2 separate regions of the Homo sapiens genome follow, and region 1 is linked to region 2. A link is an interaction called in ENCODE POLR2A ChIA-PET data of the cell type or tissue named here. Cell type or tissue: K562. All regions are shown on one strand.

Evidence for each region. ChIA-PET counts read pairs that join two places held together with the same protein. Peaks named below come from ENCODE experiments on the same cell type or tissue, not always from the same donor. Only the 100,000 strongest peaks of a DNase experiment are listed, where the experiment ranks them.
Region 1: POLR2A ChIA-PET joins it to region 2 with 6 read pairs; 6 of 35 experiments call an interaction of 5 or more read pairs at or near these places.

The regions. Positions count from the first base shown.
Region 1 is chr13:95,286,115-95,294,114 of GRCh38, forward strand. All of the region lies in intron 1 of ABCC4 (ATP binding cassette subfamily C member 4 (PEL blood group)), which reads right to left. Among named protein-coding and RNA genes, the nearest start is that of ABCC4, 11 kb to the right of the region's middle. In K562, no CTCF peak of the experiment used is centred here; no DNase peak of the experiment used is centred here.
Region 2 is chr13:95,204,759-95,212,758 of GRCh38, forward strand. ABCC4 (ATP binding cassette subfamily C member 4 (PEL blood group)) reads right to left here. Exons shown (of 31, transcript NM_005845.5): 5 at 5,934-6,023; 6 at 4,676-4,839; 7 at 3,042-3,167; 8 at 1,774-2,023. It overlaps SNORD13G (small nucleolar RNA, C/D box 13G), which reads left to right and starts at 5,586; the gene lies at 5,586-5,690. RefSeq lists an enhancer at 4,630-5,829. In K562, no CTCF peak of the experiment used is centred here; DNase peaks (open chromatin) are centred at 3,243 and 4,513.

The sequences.
Region 1 (8,000 bases), 81 kb after region 2:
CAGAAAAACTTTTTTTTTTTTTTGAGACGGAGTCTCACTCTGTCACCCAGGCTGGAGTGCAGTGGCACAATTTCGGCTCACTGCAACCTCCGCCTCCCAGGTTCAAGCGATTCTCCTGTCTCAGCCTCCCCAGAAGCTGGGATTACAGGCGCCCACCACCACACTCAGCTAATTTTTGTATTTTTAGTAAAGTCAGGGTTCCACTATGTTGGCCAGGCTGATCTCCAACTCCTGACCTCAGGTGATCCGCCTGCCTCGGCCTCCCAAAGTGCTGAGATTACAGGCATGAGCCACAGTGCCCAGCCCAGGAAAACTTCTTAAAGATGTAATAATAACGCACCTTATTATTTTCCAAGTACTTCCATAGATAGTGGCCCACTTCTGAGTATGAATTAAATTTCCCTTTGTGGCCTTTGTTTTTTTAATAGATCTTCATTTCTGGGGGGACTTACAAACAGGTGACTTCTCCATTCACCAGAGATGGGACATTATACACTGACCTACTTCCATATTCACTTTCCCTGCTTGATTGGAGGTGAGGGAGAAAAATTAGTGTATAAGGCCGGGCGCGGAGGCTCACGCCTGTAATCCCAGGACTTTAGAAGGCTGAGGCAGGTGGATCACCTGAGGTCAGGAGTTCGAGACCAGCCTGGCCAACATGGTGAAACCCCTTGTCTACTAAAAATACAAAAATTAGCCAGGTGTGGTGGCACACGCCTGTAATCCCAGTTACTCAGGAGGCTGAGGCAGGAGAATTGCTTGAACCCCGAGGCAGAGGTTGCAGTGAGCTGAGTCCATGCCATTGCACTCTAGCCTGGGCAACAAGAGTGAAACTCTGTCTCAAAAAAAAAAAAAAAAGAAAAGAAAAGAAAAATAAGTGTATAGAACTTTATTGTTTCATTGACCGGGCACGATGGCTCACGCCTGTAACTCTAGCACTTTGGGAGGCCAAGGTGGGCAGATTGGCTGAGCTCAGCAGTTTGAAACCAGCCTGGGCAACATGGTGAAACCTATCTCTAATAAAATACAAAAAATTAGCCCGGTATGGTAGCACATGCCTATAGTTTCAGCTACCTGGGAGGCTGAGGCATGAGAATCACTTGAACCCAGAAGGTTGCAGTGAGCCAAGATTGTGCCACTGCACTCCAGCCTGGGCAACAGAGCAAAACTCTGTCTCCAAAAAAAGAGAACTGGCCAGGGATGGTGGCTCACGCCTCTAATCCCAGCACTTTGGGAGGCTAAGGTGGGCAGATCACGAGGTCAGGAGTTCAAGACCAGCCTGGCCAACATGGTGAAACCCCGTCTCTACTAAAAATACAAAAATTAGCTGGGCATGGTGGCAGGCACCTGTAATCCCAGCTACTCAGGAGGCTGAGACAGCAGAATCGTTTGAATCTGGGAGGTAGAAGTTGCAGTGAGCCAAGATCACGCCATTGCACTCCAGCCTGGGTGGAAGGGCATGACTTCGTCTCAAAAAAAAAAAAACTTTTTCCTTAAAATACACCTCTTGGAGCCAGTCCCAGATACTTGGGAGGATCAGGAAGGAGGACCTCTTGAGGCCATAAATTTGAGGATGTAGTGTGCCTGTGAATAGCCACTACACTCTAGCCTGGGCAACACAGAAAGACCTCATAAATAAATAAATAGGCCAGATGAGGTGGCTCACACCTGTAATCTCAGCACTTTGGGAGGCCAAGGCTGGCAGATCACGAAGTTAGGAGATCAAGACCATCCTGGCTAACACAGTGAAACCCCGTCTCTACTAAAACTACAAAAAATTAGCCAGGCATGGTGGCATGCACCTATAGTCCCAGCTACTCGGGAGGCTGAGGCACGAGAATCACTTGAACCCGGGAGACGGAGGTTGCAGTGAGCCGAAATCGCACCACTGCACTCCAGCCTGGGCAACGGAGTGAGACTCTGCCTCACACAAATAATAAATAAATAAATAAATATTTTATAATGTATTTTTAAAATATAGTTCTTAAAACATGCCATGAGTAGGTTTAATTTTTCTAAATCATAGAATAGGATACTGAAGCCCAGAGTGGTCATGTGTCTTGCCTAAGGTCACACACAGCTAATATATACAAGATCATGGGTCTTCTGGCTCCAGTCTGAGGCTGTCACAATAACTAGCTTCTCACTTGGTCCTACCTAAGACACAGGTGTCAGCAACTCTAAATTCAAGAAATTGAGATTAAGACTAAAGTAATAGCTTATAAACATTAATTAAGCATATTAATTGCAAGATGTTAAACCAGTCACTGAGAGATTAAGACATTGAAGATACTGGTTTCTGCCTTAATAGAGCTAACAATTTAGTAAAAAAGTCGCAAATGAGTCAAGACTTAAATAAGACTTAAAGACTTAAGACAATAAAAAAGGCATGATAAAAGGGTAAATTTAGGCTGGACGCAGTGGCTCATGCCTGTAATCCCAGCACTTTGGGAGGCTGAGGTGGGCGGATCACCTGAGGTCAGGAGTTCAAGACCAGCCTGGCCAACATGGCAAAGTCCCATCTCTACTAAAAATACAAAAATTAGCCAGGTGTCATGGCACAAGCCTGTAATTCCAGCTACTCGGGAGGCTGAGGCAGGAGAACTGCTTGAACCCAGAAGGTGGAGGTTGCTCAAGAGCAAGACTCTGACTCAAAAAAAAAAGGATGGGGGATAAATTTAGCAAGAACCCTCATCATCCCATTTACCTACAGCCTAATATGTACTAGGAACTTACATATACAATAATAGGTAAAATCTATTAAGAATGTATTATGTTTTATAGTTGAACAAATTGTGTCGCTTAATCAACTTAGAATTCATGTAAATGCCACATTTGAGCTCTGTTACATTGAGAGCTCTCCAGGCCCAGCCTACCATGTTAAGCCATTGATAAACCTCCCTGCTACTATTTAAAACAAGATGGATACCTTTCTACTGTCTTTAAAGAGGAAGAGTACACACTGTTGGACTGTATGCACTCTCCGTCTCTCAAGACAGTAATCTGAGGGATTACTTCAATAGCAGAAGTTAAAAGAAGCGGTCAGTTGGGTTTATTACATAATCTCAATCACATCCTGACCAATAAAATGCACCAATAAAGATCAGCAAATAAAAGCAAGTGATTAGAAGAGCAATTTTATGCTCACGAGCTCTGAATTCACAAGTGTGAGATTTCCTGTCAAGTACTCTCATGAGCTCAATTAATCTCTGACCCAGGGTGAGAAAATAAACATAGTGACGCAGAGGCTGCAGCTCATGCTTTGGAATTTGTCAGACTTGACTCAGTTCCCAACTCCATCATGTCCTGCCTGGGTGACCCTCATTATGCTACCTGGACTCTCTCAGTTTCCTTCACCTGTATGTAACACAAGAGCAGAGCCACCCTCAACAAGGGGTTACTATAAAAATCGAAGAACCCGGCATCTCTAACAACATCCCTGGCACGGAGCAATCCCCCTTCTCCCTCAGCCACTGGCTGAGCACCCACAGAGGGGAGTAAGTCCTATTGTGGTAATGGTTCTCATGCTTTGAGATCAGACAAGTCCTTTGAGAGGAACCTGAAAAAGGGGCAGCGAACCTTTGGCCAGAAAAATGGAAATATGCACAGAAATATTTTTGACTTTGGCAAGCAGTTGATCAGTGGTTCTTGGGCTTCAGTGCCCATCAGAAACGTAGAGAACCTTTTTAAAATATTGATGTGCGGGGCGCGGTGGCTCACACCTGTAATCCCAGCATTTTGGGAGGCCAAGGCTGACGGATCACCTGAGGTCGAGAGTTCGAGACCAGCCTGGCCAACATGGAGAAACCCCATCTCTACTAAAAATACAAAATTAGCCAGGCATGGTAGCGCATGCCTATAATCCCAGCTACTCAGGAGGCTAAGGCAGGAGAACTGCTTGAACCCGGGAGGCAGAGGTTGCGGTGAGCCAAGATCACACCATTCCACTCCAGCCTGGGCAACAAGAGCAAAACTCTGTCTCAAAAAAAATAGATAGATAGATAGATAGATAGATAGATAGATAGATAGATAGATGATAGATAGATAGATGCGTGGATCCCACCCCCAGAAATTATTTTTCCAATTGGCCTATAAGGGGAACAGACATCCATATTTTTATGGCTGTCCAGGTGATCCAATCATGGTGAGGGCTAAGAAACTGCTATGTAATCTAAAAAGAATTTAGAAAAAATAAAGCTAATAAGGTTAAAAGAAATAATGCACATCAACAATCATTTGAAGGGAGCAATTTGAGAGTATATTCATGAAAAGCAGCACCAAGAGCCAGCTTGTGTTAAGAGGAATCATGGCCGGGTGTGGTGTCTCACGCCTGTAATCCCAGCACTTTGGGAGGCCAAGGTAGGTGGATCACCTGAGGTCAGGCGTTCGAGACTAGCATGGCCAACATGGTGAAACCCTATCTCTACTAAAAATACAAAAATCAGCTAGGCGTAGTGCCACATGCCTATAATCCCAGCTACTGGGGAGGCTGAGGCAGGAGAATCACTTGAACCTGGGAGGCAGAGGTTGCAGTTAGCCAAGATCGTGCCATTGCACTCCAGCCTGGGCAACAAGAGCAAAACTCTGTCTCAAAAAAAAAAAAAAAAAAAAAAAAAAGAGGAAATCGTGAGGCCAGGCACAGTAGCATCGCGCCATTGCACTCCAGCCTGGGCAAAAAGAGCAAAACTCCATCTCAAAAAAATAAATAAAAATAAAAAATACAAATACAAAAATTAGCCGGGTGTGGTGGCAAGCACCTGTAATCCCAGCTACTCGGGAGGCTGAGACAGGAGAACCGCTTGAACCCCGGGAGGCAGAGGTTGTACTGAGCTGAGGTTGCGCCACTGCACTTCGGCCTGGGCGACAGAGCAAGACCCTGTCTCAAAAAAAAAAAAAGAGGAAACCATGCCAAATGACTTTAACCCTTTTCTTGGTAGGGTTTCTGAATGACTGCCCAGGCTGGGCATGACGGTTCACACCTGTCATCCCAGCATTTTGGGAGGCCAAGGCAGGTGGATCACTTGAGCTCAAGAGTTCGAGACTAGTCTGGGCAACATGGCAAAACCCCACCTCTACAAAAAATTAGAAAAATTAGCCAGCTGTGGTGGCCCGCACCTGTAGTCCCAGCTACTTGGGGGGCTGAAGCAGTAGGATCACTTGAGCCTGGGAAGTCAAGGCTCCAATAAGCTATGAATGCACCACTGCACTCCAAGGCTGGCTGGCAAGGCAAGATCCTGTCTCAAAAAAAAAAAAAAGACAGAAGTGCCCAGGTGATCCAATACTCCAATACCTCTTGACTTCCATAAAGCAGACCTCCATATGACACGACCTCTCTTGACACTTGTGGCCAAGTTAATCTAGCAACCACAGTGTTGATTAGTGGATCTGCCACAACCTAGAGGACATTCCTAGGACCCATCCTTTCTAGCATTCAGACTACGAAAGTGTTCCAAGAACTTTCAACAGCAACAATGAGCTGCTAAACGTTAGCATCTACAAAATGAATTTGCATAGGGATAGAAGAGCAGTTACATGGGGACAAGCCCTGCGGACTGTGAGGTCAATTGGCCATGTGTCCAATATAGCTCAACTGCATGTATCACTGATGATGCCCAAATTGACATAAACTTCCTGACCACATTGGCCAACATGATGAAACTCCATCTCTACTAAAATACAAGTATTAGCTGGGTGTGGTGGCGCGTGCCTGTAATCCCAGCTACTCGGGAGGCTGAGGCACGAGAATTGCTTGAACCAGAAGGTGGAGGTTGCAGTGAGCCAAGATCATACCACTGCACGCCAGCCTGGGCAACACAGTGAAACTCCATTTAAAGAAATAATAATAATAAGATAAACTTCTCCATGAGCCCCAAACTCATGACCAATTGAATGCCTATTCAACATCTCCACTTGAATGTGTAGCAGGCATCTCAAACTTAACAGGGTCAAAAATAAACTCCTGTCCAGGCACCATGGCGCATGCCTGTAATCCCAGCACTTTTGGAGGCTAGGGCGGGAGGATCACTTGAGCCCAGGAGTTCAATACCAGCCAGGGCAACATGGCAAAACTTCATCTCTACAAAAAATATAAAAAATTAGCTGGGCATGCTGGCACACACCTGTGGTCCCAGCTACTCAGGGGGCTGAGGTGGAAGGATGGCTTGAGCCCAGGAGGTGAAAGTTGCAGTGAACTGAGATCGCACCACTGCAATCCAGCCTGGGTGACAGAGTGACACCCTGTCTCAAACAAAGAAACAAAGATTTAATGTGGCCATGATAGCTGTCTTTGAATACTATGAGGCGAGCATATGAAGGGAGGTAGCCAACTTGCTCTGCGTGTTGACAAAAAAACAAAGGAGAGCGGCTCTGAACCTATTTTGGTTCTAGGAGCTGCTTGATTCACAGATCATTCTTTGCTTCATTAAATTCTGTAATGCTTTTCTTAGAAGTAAGTAAACACAAGTAGAAATTGCATGGAAAGAAAACTGTGGCTCAATACAACATAATTCTGGCATTCGAATCTAAAGTCATGAGAGTCACATAATGCATTTCCCCACTGCCCAGTATCTGGAAGGGATTCCTGTACTGAGTGTGGGCTAGAAGATCTCTTCCTTTCAACCCACTAATTCTATGACACTAAGGAAAAGGGGAAGATAGGAGCTAGCGCAGAGAAAAGAGCAGACAGGGACTAGGCCTGAAACAGACCAGCACGGAAGTGGTCATGGAACCCAGAAATGGAACAAGGAGCTACGTCGCAGGCCACAAAAGGGCTGTAAGTACTCATGAGTAAGGGGCTGGAAGTGGGAGAAGCAAAGTCTGAACATCTGCTGGGATGAAAGAGGGGAGGGCAACCTTGGGTGTAACAAACGCTACCGGCTGGCAGGGACGACATAGCGACTGAGGGGTGGTCATTCGCCACACGTCTCAGGCAACACTTTCTCCAACTGCAGTTCTGTGACCTGGACATCTCATCCCCTGCCAGGAACGATTTCCCACCTTCTCCATCCAAGCTCCAACAGGAAGGTAAACCCCTCCCCAGAGATCTCCATCTTGGCCAACATGGCAAAACCCTGTCTCTAACAACAACAAAAAAATTAGCCAGGCCTGGTGGTGCACATCTGTAATCCCAGCTACTTGGGAGGCTGCGGCAGGAGAATCGCTTGAGCCCGGGAGGCGGAGGTTGTAGTGAGCCGAGATCATGCCACTGCACTCCAGCCTGTGCGACAGAGACTCCATCTCAAAAAACAAAAACAAAAACAAAATCCCCACCCTCACACAGCTTTTCCATACTTCTACTCCAGCACACCCAACACGGGTTCAGGATGAACTCCTGCAGCAGCGACTGCTGGACACACGGACTATGTTTTTTTGAGATGGAGTCTCGCTCTGTTGCCCAGGCTGGAGTGCAGTGGCGTGATCTTGGCTCACTGCAACTTCTGCCTCCCGGGTTCAAGCAATTCTCCTGCCTCAGCCTCTCGAGTAGCTGGGACTACAGGTGCATGCCACCACGCCCAGCTAATTTTTGTATTTTTAGTAGAGACGGGGTTTCATTACGTTGGCCAGGCTGGTCTTGAACTCCTGACCTTGTGATCCACCTGCCTCGGCCTCCCAAAGTGCTGGGATTACAGGCATAAGCCACCGCACCCAGCCTGGACTACGTTTTCTTTTGCTTTTTTTTTTTTTTGAGACAGAGTCTCATTCTGTAGCCCAGGCTGGAGTGCAGTGGTGCAATCTTGGCTCACTGCAGCCTCCACCTCCTGGGTTAAAGCGATTCTCCTGCTCGGTCTCCCAAGTAGCTGGGATTACAGGCATGTGCCACCATGAAAGAAGGCAGGGTGCCTTCTTTCTTGCCAGGTGCAAATCCATTACAATAAAGTACCATTCCTGTTCTCAAAGAGCTCACACAATGAGGGAGGCAGCCACTGTATCGTGCAAATAATGCTAGCTATTAAACAAGCCCTGATTCTCAATGGCTTAATTCAAAATCACCAGCCGAGGCA
Region 2 (8,000 bases):
AGGCAAACTCCTTAACCTATTACAGGAGCCAGTTTCATTCTCTGTAAAGTGGGGACACTAATGCTTATCTCCTTCAATTGTGAGGATAACATGAAATAACATGTACAGGCTTCCAAGAGCCCTGGTCCACGGTACACACACCAACACCTGCAATCACGGTGAGGGGCAGCAACAGCAGTCAGAGAATTACAGCAGCACAATACACATGTGGCCCTTCCGTCTGAAAAAGGTGTCCTGCACACTCAGAAAGATACTCTGGTCAAAGTATACTCCTAAGTTCTTTCTTTCAAGATGCAAAAGCTACATGAAAAAAGTGTTACTGACCTGCATGGACCATCCCTTCACAGTGTTACCTGAAGCTGTTGTCAGAAAGAATGGGGATAAGAAATGACCCTGTATGGTCTGTTTTATAGGTAATATTTTTTATGAAATACAAACTTGCTAATCAGTAGTGGGAGTCTGCCTATGAATAGCCACTATGCTCCAGCCTGGGTAACACAGCAAGATCTCATCTTTAAAAAACAAACTTCATCATAAAAAAGAATCTTAGCTTTTATGACAACACCCACCCCATTCTCTCCCCTACCAAAAAAATAAAAATAAAAAAATAATCACAGCCAGTGTCAGCTAAGTTCACTCGAGTCTGTCCTTGGGCATCCATCTCTATTAAGAACCAGGAATAAAACAAAGCAGATTTTTGAAAAGCTTAGACAGTCAAGTTCTTGCCAAGCCCTCTCACAAAGCCAATTTATTTTAATTTTCAACTTATTCATAAACACACAAATACTTGAGCATACATTATGTGCCAGGACCTTACCTTGGTGATATAAATTATTTGCCCCTGGCAATTGAGTGACAGCGACTTAGGAAAAGGTGATGGTGTGTAAAGTGGATGCTATGGTTTGAATGGGCATGCCTGTTCTAAATTCACAGGTTGGAAGTTCACCCCAGCATCAGTGTTAAGAGGTGGGGCCTCTAAGAGGTGATCAGGTCGCTACGGCAGAGCCCTCCTGAAGGGGATTAGTGTCCTTACAGAAGGCTGGAGAGAACTAACCAGGCCCATTTTGTCCTTCTGTTTCCTCCACGATGGGAGGACACAGAGGTCCATCTGGGAAGCAGAGAGTGGTCCTTGTTACAGTCGTACAAATGGAGCAAGGCAGTAGAAATCAACCAATTGGAAATAAAGAAGTCTGGCAGAGATAGGTTCATCAACAGTAAGAAAAAAGTGAAAAGCGGACAGGAAAGAAATGGCAGAGGTCCTAAAGGCATGCACAGAAATTAACAAGGAAAACATCTACAGAGGAAAGAACTTATTTTCAAACAGGGATAGCTAAGTGAAGTTGAGGCCATTCTTCCTGACCAAGAAGCAGAGACCCCCAGCAAGCTCTTTCCTTCCAGCCCACAGAAGAATCATACTCAACTCATACTCACTACTTTCTCATTGGTGTTAACATAAGAGATGAAATCTATTTGCTTTTCCTGCTTTTAGACAGCTTAGACATTTTAATCACCCCTGCAGTTACCACCTGTACATCAAAAGCCCTGTGCCACTGCTGTTTATGTTGCTGCCAACAAATGAATCACAATGCTTGCATTGTCTTTACCGCGCTCTATCTAAGATAGGGAAGTACACACAACATTCTGGAATGGCGGCACGTTTTGGTTATGAGAGAGTTAAATGTCATTACACTGGAACATAGTGATGCTAAATAAAAGGAGACATCATTCTACTTCAAATGCACCTACAACTTTAAAATGGCATCTGACACCAACCTGGATTCTTCGGATGCTGACGATTGCCTCTGACACCCTCTCAATGGCTGAGGGGAAGAAGAGGGTAACCGTCAGCCGCACAGCCCCATACAGCGTCACTGCCACGAACACGCGGCTGGCTGTGATCACACTGCCGAGGAGCACGTAGGTGGTGAAGGTCACAAACACGATGATTTTGCTTGCACTGAAAAATGAAGCCAAATTCATCCCTCTGAGGCAGGAACTTCTCAGAATCTTGGAAATCTCCTTCCTGAAAGAGAGTACAGGTTTTTAAAAAAGCAGTGATGTCAACCAGATAAAGTGGCTCACGCCTGCAATCTCAGCACTTTGGGAGCTGAGGTGGATGAATTGTTTGAACCCAGGAGTTTGAGACCATCCTGGGCAACAACAACAAAAAAGTGCAAAGGTGAGAGGTGGCCAGGAACTACCCAAGAAATCATAAGAAGTATCATGTGCTGGAATGCAACAACTAATCAAATATTTAATCCAAAAGCCAAAAAAAAAATACATATTTTGTTTTTTGAGACAGAGTTTCACTCTTGTCGCCCAGGCAATGGTGCGATCTCAGCTCACTGCAACCTCCGCCTCCTGGTTCAAGCGATTCTCCTGCCTCAGCCTCTCAAGTAGCTAGGATTACAGGCATGTGCCACCACGCCCAGCAAATGTTTGTATTTTTAGTAGAGACAGGGTTTCACCATGTTGGCCAGGCTGGTCTCAAACTCCTGACCTCAGGTGATCCACCCGCCTCAGCCTCCCAAAGTTCTTGGATTACAGGCATGAGCCACTGCGCCCAGCCCCCTCCAAAATTTCTAATAAAACAAAGCACAACTAACAGTATTTCCATGCCTGTTTGGAATGAAAAATACTGATTCATATAGTTTGGTCCAATATAGATATGCCCAGTCTCTATAACTTGTCCATTTGGCTACATTAATATAAATTATAGTTTTATTTTAAACACCATTATTCTCAAATACTAACATCTTAGACTCATTGTTGGGATTTGGGATATTCAGAAACATTTGGAATTTCACTTTTGTATTAGTAAGAAGCATACATGCTTTCTGTTTAAGAACATGGTAAATGGAAGACCAAGTGAAAATAACGTTCTCTACCATTCTACTTAACCCAACTGCCAAGCGTGGGGACTGGGATGGATTGTACTGAACTTCCCATAATGTGAAAACATAGTAAAACTTCTAAAACCATCAACAAGAATAGCAAATAGAAAAATACAAAAATATGGTACAATGTATACAAAAACTTACTTTCTCAAATTGGTAATAAGATTTGAAAATGACTTTTCCCAGGCGTACATTTTTATTATCCTTATACCAGTTATAACTTCATTCATGGTCCTGATCCTGGCATCCGTGAAAGTTGCAGTTTTACTCCTAAGGGGAACCAGACACGGGAGATGAGCCTGAGCGATCACAGCCTGCCCTTATCAGCGGCAGGCACAGGCAGGGACCTGCATCACATGGTTCCCTACAGCGCTTTTGCTTCCGACAACACAGACAGGTCCTACTCAAAATACAAATAGAAAAAGACTTCGATTAGGAAGTCAACAATCTATACCAACTCAACAAGTATTTTGGAGAATTTGTAATATCTGCTGAGGAAGACATGAAAATGAGTCAGATGTCATCTGTCCCCTCGAGGAGCTCACAGGTGGGCAGGAAAGGCAGAAAGGCACCCGAGCCTGACGATAACACAGTGGTCAGAGAGTGCTAAAATGGGAATGAAGTGCTGGGGAGCAGAAAAGAAAGGGCTGTTTGTTAACTCCACCGGGAAAGAGGAGAGCAAAAAAAAAAAAAAAAGCTTCAGAGGACCAGGAGCATTTGAACGGGGCCTCAAAGGACAAGGACTATTTCTCCAGATGGCAAAGAGGGGAAGGTCCAAGTAGAAAATACACCATAAGCAAAAGCATAAAACAAAGAACTCAATGCACTTCCAACAGTGGCTCATCTCGATCCAGCTGACAACCTTGACAATGAACCATTTCCAATTCGTTGGAACCTGCTTCAAGTCTAATTTATTTTATCATCATTAATCTCTTGATCAAAAGCTGTATTTCTTTTTTTTTTTTTTTTTTTTTTTTTTTTTTGAGACAGAGTCTCACTCTGTCACCCAGGCTGGAGTGCAGTGGCATAATATCGGCTCACTGCAACCTCTGCCTCCTGGATTCAAGTGATTCTCGTGCCTGAGCCTCCCAAGTAGCTGGGATTACAGGCGTGTACCACCATGCCCAGCTAATTTTTTAAATTTAGTAGAGACGGAGTTTTGTCATGTTGGCCAGGCAGGTCTCAAACTCCTGGCCTCAAGTGATCCACCTGCCTTGGCCTCCCAAAGTGTTGGGATTACAGGCTTCAGCCACCACGACCAGCTAACAACCATATTCCTAACACATATGCTACTAGGACTGTGTGATTTTATAACTACATCATTAAAATTCACCTTGCCTTTGGGGAGCTTACAATTTAATGGAAATACTGAATTAAAAATAACACACATATATACACGTGAAAACAGCTCTAACACAAGCACGGTAAAGATGTATGCAGCTAGAATGGAGCCTATGAAACATTTCAATTTATCATTATTCATTATATGTTTAACTAACTTCTACATATGTGATTTCTGCTTAAGGACACTCTACTTATTGAGGCCACAGCGCCTGAAAAGCTGGCTGGGAGGAGCCAGTGAATGCCTTCACCTTTCTCCCTTGAAGATTTGCCTTCAGCATAAGGACAGAGGCCCCCTTGGCTGAGCCTGAAGAGCTGCAACATATGCAAGGAAGAGATAATAAAAGGCATTTAGTTTGTTTCTGAACAAAAGCATTGGGAAGACTGTGGATGTTACCAAATACATATGACATTTTTCACAGCAGTATTTCTCTTACCTCAGTGATGAGAACAACTTCCCAAAACAGCTTTGCAAGGGCAGGAGAATGATTAGAACTGCCATCCCAGCAAGGCACGATATTCCTATCTCCATCCAGAGTAGGGCAGTCACTGCAATCGCCTGCAGTGGTCCTGCCCACAGGAAGTGTAAGAACACTGTCACCTTTAAAGAAAAAGACAGAGCGTTCTTAGGACTCCAGAAAAGCAAAACCAGTAAGAACACAGTACAGAAACGATCCACTGGAAAAGAACAGGCAAGATCCTAAACAGAAATGGCCACAGTGGGTTTACACCTGCTAAAGCAGAAAGCCAAGCACCCACCACAGGTGAAGCCATTCTGGGGAAACAAAGAGTGGGTCTGGGAGACTCGCAAGAGAATCCGACCAGCGGCATTAGAAGAATGTCTTGATCGTGACTATCTTCACTGATGAGCTGAGCATTTTCCAGAACTCTCTGCCACAGAATTCAGCTCCCATATGCCCTGGGGCTCCCCAGTACCCCAAGAAAACCTGTACTACAGTGCCCACCACATACTCCAGTAATTTACTTGTGTGTTTGTCTCCCAGACAGGCAGTGAGCTTCTTCAGAACAGAAACCAAGTCTTATTCATTGTCCCTGACACTGAGCGGAGGCTTTAGTTCATTCTGATGAATGAATAATTGGAAAAAAGAAGTGGTCCTAGTGCAAAATGAATATGGCCAGCAGCTAGAATGCCCTGGAAAAATGATACCGCTACAAGGTAAGTATTAAACAATGGATACTGGGCGGGTATGGTGTTCACACCTGTAATCCCAGCACTTTGGGAGGCCAAGGTAGCGAGAATCGCTTGAGGCCAGAATCTTGAGACCAGCCTGCGCAACAAGGCGTGATCCCTTCTCTACAAATAATAAAAAAAGAAATTAGCCAGCAATCCTTTTGTAGTTCATGAGCATGATAATCGGGTGTTCACGCACTTGTGTGAGATGTGCCACCCTTGAATTTTGTTATGATGTTTCCACAATAGCCCATCTGACATGAAAATTCAAAAAAAAAGAAATTAGCTGTTCACGGTGATGCACACCTGTAGTCACAGCTAATCAGGAGGCTGAGACAGGAGGATCGCACATCACTTGAGCCCAGGAGTTCAAGCCTTCAGCGAGCTATGATCCTGCCACTGCAATCCAGTGTGAACAGAGTGAGCCCCTGCCTCCAGAAAGAATAAAAGGGGAAAGAGGGGTGTTTAATGCAATGAAAAAGGATCCCTGAGCTGCAGCTTACCTGATCAAACTTGTTCACATCATTGGACAGCAGATTGACTATCTGGCCTGTGGTTGTCTTCCCCATGGCCATGTTACTAAGACGAAGTGCCTGAAATAAAAGAGGTAAGTAGAGAATTGTATTCATGCAGTGATACTAAGTCAGGCTTAGGACACAGCAGACCTGAGGAAGTCTCGTGTGATGTCAAGACCAGATCTAAGCACAAGCATCCCCACCCCCCCACTGCCCCCTCTCTCTGCCCCACCAGCACCTTTAGTGGTGGCAGCTGTGTCAGGACAGCAAAGCGAGAGGTAGGAAGAAGAAAAATCTCCCACCTCATTTAATGAATTTGGACACGCCCCCAAGTACAAAAGGACATAAGTTTCTACTTAAGAGCCAACCAAAGTAATTTTGAGCCAAATTAGGGAAGAACAGAGAGGCTGTCAGAGGAACAAAATGAGAGGACGTGGACTATAAATCCGTACCAATCACTAATTCTCTGTGCAACATTATTAAACACATGGGGCCTTAGTCTCTTCACCCTGCCTGGATCACAGGGTTTCAATGTGTTCAATGGGAAATGACAAATATGGAGTATCAACTATCTGGAGGACACCAGGAGCCCCAGCAGATACAGTGACACAGTCATGTTTTCCTGCCTTGGGAGACAGGGCTAGGTATGTCCAGACACCTGTGATTCAACTGTGACCTGCACAGAGAACTGGGGACAGTTCGAACTGAGGGACACTGGGTGGGAGAGACCCTGGACGATGAAGGAGGGACTTTATGGAGGGAAGGGAAGGGCACTGCAGGGGAGGCCTAGCTAGGACAGAAGTACGGAGAAGGAGGATGTGGAGGCTGCTGAATAAAGAACACCCCAAACCTGGCTGAAGCAGGTGAAGCTCATGGAAGCGGGGCTGAAACAGGTGAAGCTTATGGAAATGGGGCTGAAGCAGGTGAAGCTCATGGAAGCAGGGCTGAAGCAGGTGAAGCTTATGGAAGGCAATATGGAACAGTACGTGTGGTTTTTCAAGTTAGAGGGAGAAACTCAACTTAAGGAAGGTTAAACAGTAGAAGCAATTGGCCAGGAGACTACTGGAAGGAGGAGAATGAGTTGCCGCTGGAATAACAGTCCAGGCAAAAGGCAACAAGACTGTCAACGAGGGCTATGTGAATGGGAAAAAAAGGGCCAGATAGAAGTGAAAACATTTTGAAAAGTTAAAAAATGGCCGGGCGCGGTGGCTCACACCTGTAATCCCAGCACTTAGTGGGGCTGAAGGCAGATCACTTGAGGTCAGGAGTTCGAGATCAGCCTGGCCAACATGGTGAAACCCTGTCTCTACTAAAAATACAAAAATTAGCTTGGTGTGGTGGTGTGCACCTGTAATCCCAGCTACTCGGGAGGCTGAGGCAGAAAATCACTTGAACCGGGAGGCAGGGGTTGCAATCAGCCAAGATTGCACCACTGTACTCCAGTCTGGGTGACAGAGTGAGACTGTCTCAAAAAAAAAAAAATTAAAAAATGCTATTATGCAAATATAAGTGAATCAATCGTAAAATACAAAGAAAGAAGAAAATGTAGGAGTGAGGGAGAAGAAAGGGAAGGAGAGAGACCAGCCCGCCCCTGTAGGAAAGAAACAGAACGTAATGTGCCTTATTGACTACAAACTATCTGTAAATATTTATAAAGCCAGTCTTACATACAAAATGTTAATCCCACATGCAGAAAATACCACATTTTTAAAGCATGTAAATTTGATACCTAATTTTAAAAAAATAAAAGCAAAATGTCAACACCAAACTCTAAGCCTAAGCTGACCCTTTTCAAGAAATCTGAAGTCAATTGTGCCCAACTTGAACTATCATCCACAGATTGTGTCTGAGGCCAACAATGAGGATTTAGGTAAGACAGCACAGATGCCAATTTGTGAAAAAGACAAAGTTCTTCTGGGTGCACCAGGAGGGCTACTTGTAAGTCGTGTATTACTGTGACCAGGTGTAGAGGTGGAATAAAAGGCTGGGCAGATACTCGGGTTGTAATAGAAGTTAACCCAAGTGAACGATAACTCTACAGTCAACACAGAAATT